2 separate regions of the Homo sapiens genome follow, and region 1 is linked to region 2. A link is a loop called in an ENCODE intact Hi-C map of the cell type or tissue named here. Cell type or tissue: Caco-2. All regions are shown on one strand. Region 1 overlaps DNAH10 (dynein axonemal heavy chain 10). Region 2 overlaps DNAH10 (dynein axonemal heavy chain 10).

What was found. Peaks named below come from ENCODE experiments on the same cell type or tissue, not always from the same donor. Only the 100,000 strongest peaks of a DNase experiment are listed, where the experiment ranks them.
Region 1: it touches region 2 in a loop (2.0-fold over the local background); 1 of 110 quality-filtered maps calls a loop at or near these places.

Annotation. Positions count from the first base shown.
Region 1 is chr12:123,807,370-123,809,869 of GRCh38, forward strand. DNAH10 (dynein axonemal heavy chain 10) reads left to right here. Exons shown (of 79, transcript NM_001372106.1): 19 at 1,428-1,584. Among named protein-coding and RNA genes, the nearest start is that of DNAH10, 46 kb to the left of the region's middle. In Caco-2, a CTCF peak has its summit at 996 (motif pointing right); a DNase peak (open chromatin) is centred at 1,022.
Region 2 is chr12:123,865,857-123,868,356 of GRCh38, forward strand. DNAH10 (dynein axonemal heavy chain 10) reads left to right here. Exons shown (of 79, transcript NM_001372106.1): 41 at 95-217; 42 at 1,611-1,745; 43 at 2,047-2,263. Among named protein-coding and RNA genes, the nearest start is that of DNAH10OS, 68 kb to the right of the region's middle. In Caco-2, no CTCF peak of the experiment used is centred here; a DNase peak (open chromatin) is centred at 1,355.

The sequences.
Region 1 (2,500 bases), 58 kb before region 2:
GTTCTGTAAAAGAAACAAAGCAGCCTAGTGTTCTGGGGAGAGAATGGAGATGCTGCTGTAATTGGGTGGTCAAGAAAGACCCCGGAAATTCCACATTTTAGTAGAGACCTGAAGATGAGGAGTGAGCTGAAACGGGGAAGAGCTTTCTGGGGGAAGCCAAAAACTGCTGTGAAGACCCACAGGTGGGCCTTTGGTCAGTGGAAGAAACAGAAAGAAGGAAAGATGAGATTGAAGGAGGGGATGAAGCTGGAGAGGGTGGCAGGGGTGGATCAGGTCACAGGGAGCCTGGGAAGCCACGGCAGGGAGCTTGCATTTTATCTGACAGCCATGGGAGGCTGCTGGAGTGTTTTCAACTGGAGAAAGAGGAGGAGAGGGAGGGAGAGAGAAACAGGGAGAGGGATCGAGAGAGAGAGGTGGAGAGAGAGGCAGAGGGGGAGAGAGAGAGAGATAAGGAGGGGGGAAGAGGGAGAGAGGAAGGGAGAAGCCTGGAGAGGGAGAGAGAAACAGGAAGAGGGAGAGAGAGGTGAAGAGAGAGGGGAGAGAGAGGAGAGAGAAGGGGAGGGAAAAGGAGAAGGAGGGAGGGAGAGGGTGAGAGAGGGAGGTGGAGTGAGAGGGAGAGGGAGAGAGAGACGGGAGGAGGGAGAGGGAGGAGTTAGATGTTTTTGTTTTGTTTTGTTTTTTGAGACAGGGTCTCACTCTGTCACCAAGGCTGGAGTGCAGTGGCATGTTCATGGCTCACTGCAGCCTCAACCTCCCTGTCTCAAGCAATTCTCCCACTTCAGCCTCCTGAATATCTGGGACCACAGGCGTGTGCCACTATGCCCAGCTAATTTATTTTTATTTTAGAGACAGGGTCTTGCTGTGTTGCCCAGGCTGGTCTCAAACTCCTGGGCTCAAATGATCCTCCCACCTCAGCCTCCCAAAGTACTGGGATTACAGATGTGAGCCACTGCGCCCCGCTAGATGTTTTAAAATAGTGTCTCTGGCTGCCATGTGAATTACTGGATGGGGTTGGGCCGGCAGGGGGAAGCAGGGAGACTGGGCTGGAGGCTGATGAAGTTCCATCCCTGGGTGTCACATCTACTTTCATCCTGGAAAGGATGGAGCCAGTAGGGCAGGCTGGGTGGGGATGTGAGTGCTCCTTTTTCCTTACCAGAGTTGAGCAGGTTTTGGAAGTCATTATTGTTTAACTATTTTCCAACCAAAAGGTCTTCAGTTTTCCAAAAGTGGAAATGAACTGTTTGTATAAATTTAGTGCAAAAAAAGAGTATTTTAAGTAAGACTCACCCCAGCCTGTCTAGGACAGCCTCACAGTGTGCCATTGCCTGTACCTGTGATTTTTGTGGCCCTGGTCATTTCCATCAATTGCTTGGTGTATTTCACTCTAGTGAGATACACTCTGAGTCTTTCTCATCAACCCCTCTTAGGAACTTGCAGTCTTTTAATTCTTTGATCCTTGGAAATGTCCCTCTGTTCCACACTGAAACCATTCTGACGGCACCTGAGATCATCCTTCATCCCAACACAAATGAGATCGACAAGATGTGCTTCCATTGTGTCCGGAATTGCGTGGAGATCACCAAGGTGAGAGCGGAGGTGCTTGTGTCCTTGCTCAGACGGCATCTCAGGATGCCTCCGCCTCCCAAAGTGCTGGGACTATAGGCGTGAGCCACTGCCCAAGGTGGAATTCTTGACCTTCTGCCTTGTGACTCAGTCATCCCCCAGTTTTCCCCACTTCAGGAAATGGCACCAACATCAAACCAACTGCTTGACCCAGAAACTCGTCCTTGTTTCTTCTTCTCTCACCCAGCCCTGCCCGGCTCACATCAGTAAGTCCTCCAAACATACTTCCCATCTGTCCTCTTCTCTCCTGTCCCCCCAGTACCTTCCTATCCCAAGTGGCCATCACCCCTCTCCTGGACTGTTGCAGTGACGTTCCATCAATCCATTCTCCACCACCGGTGGTCAGAATTACCTTAAACAAATACAAATCAGGCCAGGTGCAGTGGCTCACGCCTGTTATCCTAGCACTTTGGGAGGCTGAGGTGGGAGGATTGCTTAAGCCCAGGAGTTCCAGACCAGCCTGTGCAACATGGTGAGACCCCCCCATCTCTACCAAAACTAAAATTAATTAGCTAGGCGTGGTGGTGCACACCTGTGTTCCTAGCTACTTGGGAGGCTGAGGCAGAGGATTGCTTGAGCCCAGGAGTTCAAGGGTACAGTGAGGTATGGTTGCACCACTGCACTCCAGCCTGGGCAACAGAGCAAGACCGTGTCTCTAAAACAACAACAACAACAACAACAACAACATATCATTTCGTGTCATCCCTGTTGTAAACTGCCCCCACCCACCCCATGACTTAATTACACTTGGAACATAATCCAGATATCTTTGTGTGCTCTGTGAGGCCGCCATGCTCTAGCCCCTGGCTGCCTTTCTGATCTCAGTCCTACGAGGATCATGCTCCCTCATGCTGCAGCTTGACTGGCTGCCTGGTTG
Region 2 (2,500 bases):
CAGTTGTAAAAACTTTCCATAAGAGAAGGTCCTTAAACATCTAGTTTATCTTGTGTATAGCTATAGCCATGATTGATTTTCTTTATTTATCCAGGTTGGAGATTTACAGTATGCCTCCCCTGCAACTGTCTCTCGATGTGGAATGGTTTATGTGGATCCTAAAAACTTGAAATATCGACCATACTGGAAAAAATGGGTTAATCAAATACCAAACAAGGTGAAATTTTTTTCTAAAATGAACTTAAATTTATTAGTATTGATGGCTAGTTGGATAACATAGTCCAGAGGGATGTTTGTAGTTGAAGGCGATGACTTTGTCCTTGACCTGCCCATGTCCCTGAGCACAAAATAAGTGAAAACATGGCAGACACACTTTTTTTTTTTTTTTTTTTTTTTTTTTTTTTGGAGACGGAGTCTCGCTCTGTCACCCAGGCTGGAGTGCAGTGGCGCAATCTCGGCTCACTGCAAGCTCCGCCTCCCAGGTTCATGCCATTCTCCTGCCTCAGCCTCCCGAGTAGCTGGGACTACAGGCGCCCGCCACCACGACCGGCTAATTTTTTGTATTTTTAGTAGAGGCGGGGTTTCACCGTGTTAGCCAGGATGGTCTCGATCTCTTGAGCTCGTGATCTGCCCGCCTCAGCCTCCCAAAGTGCTGGGATTACAGGCGTGAGCCACCGACACACCGACACACTTATTTAATTTCAGATAGTTTATAGCCAGTGGGATAGGTAATGATTGGATTGGTTGGTCTAGACCAGAGGTTGACAAACTTTTTCTGTAGAGGGGTAGATAGTAAATGTCTGAGGCTTTGTGTGGGCAATATGATTTCTTTCACAGCTACTCAACTCTGCTGTTGTGGCATGAAAACAGCCAGAAATTTGTATACAAATGGGCATGGCTGTGTACCAATAAACCTTTATTTACAAAACAGATGACAGGCCAGAGTGTGTGTTGTCTTAACAAAAGGCTTCTGTGAAAAGTGCAGAGATGGATGTGACAGTCACGTGCGGGTTGTGGCTCAACCACACCTAGGACGCTACGACCACCTTCTCAAAGGAACACAGGTGTTCTGGGTGTGTCTCTAGTAGGGCTACTAGGTTGGAGGTGAATGGAAACCAGGACATAATTATGCCAGAAAAGAGCAGAACAAAGGAAGAACAAAGGAAGCATGACAGAACCATCTGAGGCACTGTCCTGTGGGAGACAGCTGTCTCAGGACCCTTGCAATCCCTGGTGGTGATTGGTGCTTTGATAGGGAGGGGACCTTCACTGCTTTACAGTCTTTTCTGGATGACTGTGGTCACTTGAACTCTAAGATGATCAGCCTCTTTCCTGTCAAATGGGACCTGTTATCTTCCCTTTTTCTTCCCCAAGGGCATGGTAGACTCTGTGGCAGCGAAATGAAACACTTCATGATGAGATGAAAGCATATTGCAGAGGACAAATCTCTCTGCAAATATAGGGCACTATTATCAGGATTTCCTCACCTGCCAAATGTATCATTCATCAGAAGATGTTGCTCAACCCTCTTTGGGCAAGAAAAGCTTTCCACTAACTTCCATTTAAATAAACAAACCCTTGAAATGCTTTGGAATGCTACTTTTTTATAGGTGGAGCAATACAATTTGAATAGTCTCTTTGAGAAGTATGTGCCCTATCTCATGGATGTGATAGTGGAAGGAATTGTGGATGGAAGACAAGCAGAAAAGCTGAAGACAATAGTTCCTCAGACAGACCTCAATATGGTAAGAAATGATCCCTGCTGTTAGCAAAAAGAAATTCTTTCCTAAAGACAAGCTCACGGTAGGGTTTTAAAGGGAGTGAAGATGCCAGACAGGGTGAACAGTAGCATTGTTGGTCAGTGCCAAGGCGGGCGCCGTGCTTGCTTTTGTGCAAGTCAAGATACTGGGTTCCATCTGTCTGAACCAACATGTTGGGTCTTATGCTCCCATCGCTCTGGGACCTGGGATCCCAGGATTTATGACTGGAATGGACTCTGTGGGGGTGGACTATGTGGGCTGAACCAGATATTTTCCTGTGAACCAGGTAACCCAGTTAGCCAAGATGTTGGATGCGTTGCTAGAAGGAGAAATAGAAGACCTTGACCTGCTGGAGTGCTACTTCCTGGAGGCTTTGTACTGCTCTCTGGGAGCCTCCCTGCTTGAGGATGGAAGGATGAAATTTGACGAATATATCAAACGCCTTGCTTCTTTGTCTACTGTTGACACAGAAGGAGTTTGGGCCAACCCTGGGGAACTGCCAGGTGGGAACCGAGTGTCGCCTGTTTCCCTGCTCTGAGTGCCTTTGGTTAAATTTCTAGAGGAAGTGAATGAGCTTTTCCATATTTCTGTCTGTATGAGTTTTCCAGATTGTTTGCTTCTTTAGAGAAACATGCAATGGTCAGAGCACATGGCGGAACACCCAGGAGCGGTTCACATGCATTGACTGCTGTGACAGAAGCCCAGGCCCTCTGGGTGGTCTTTCTGGATGAGAGTCAACT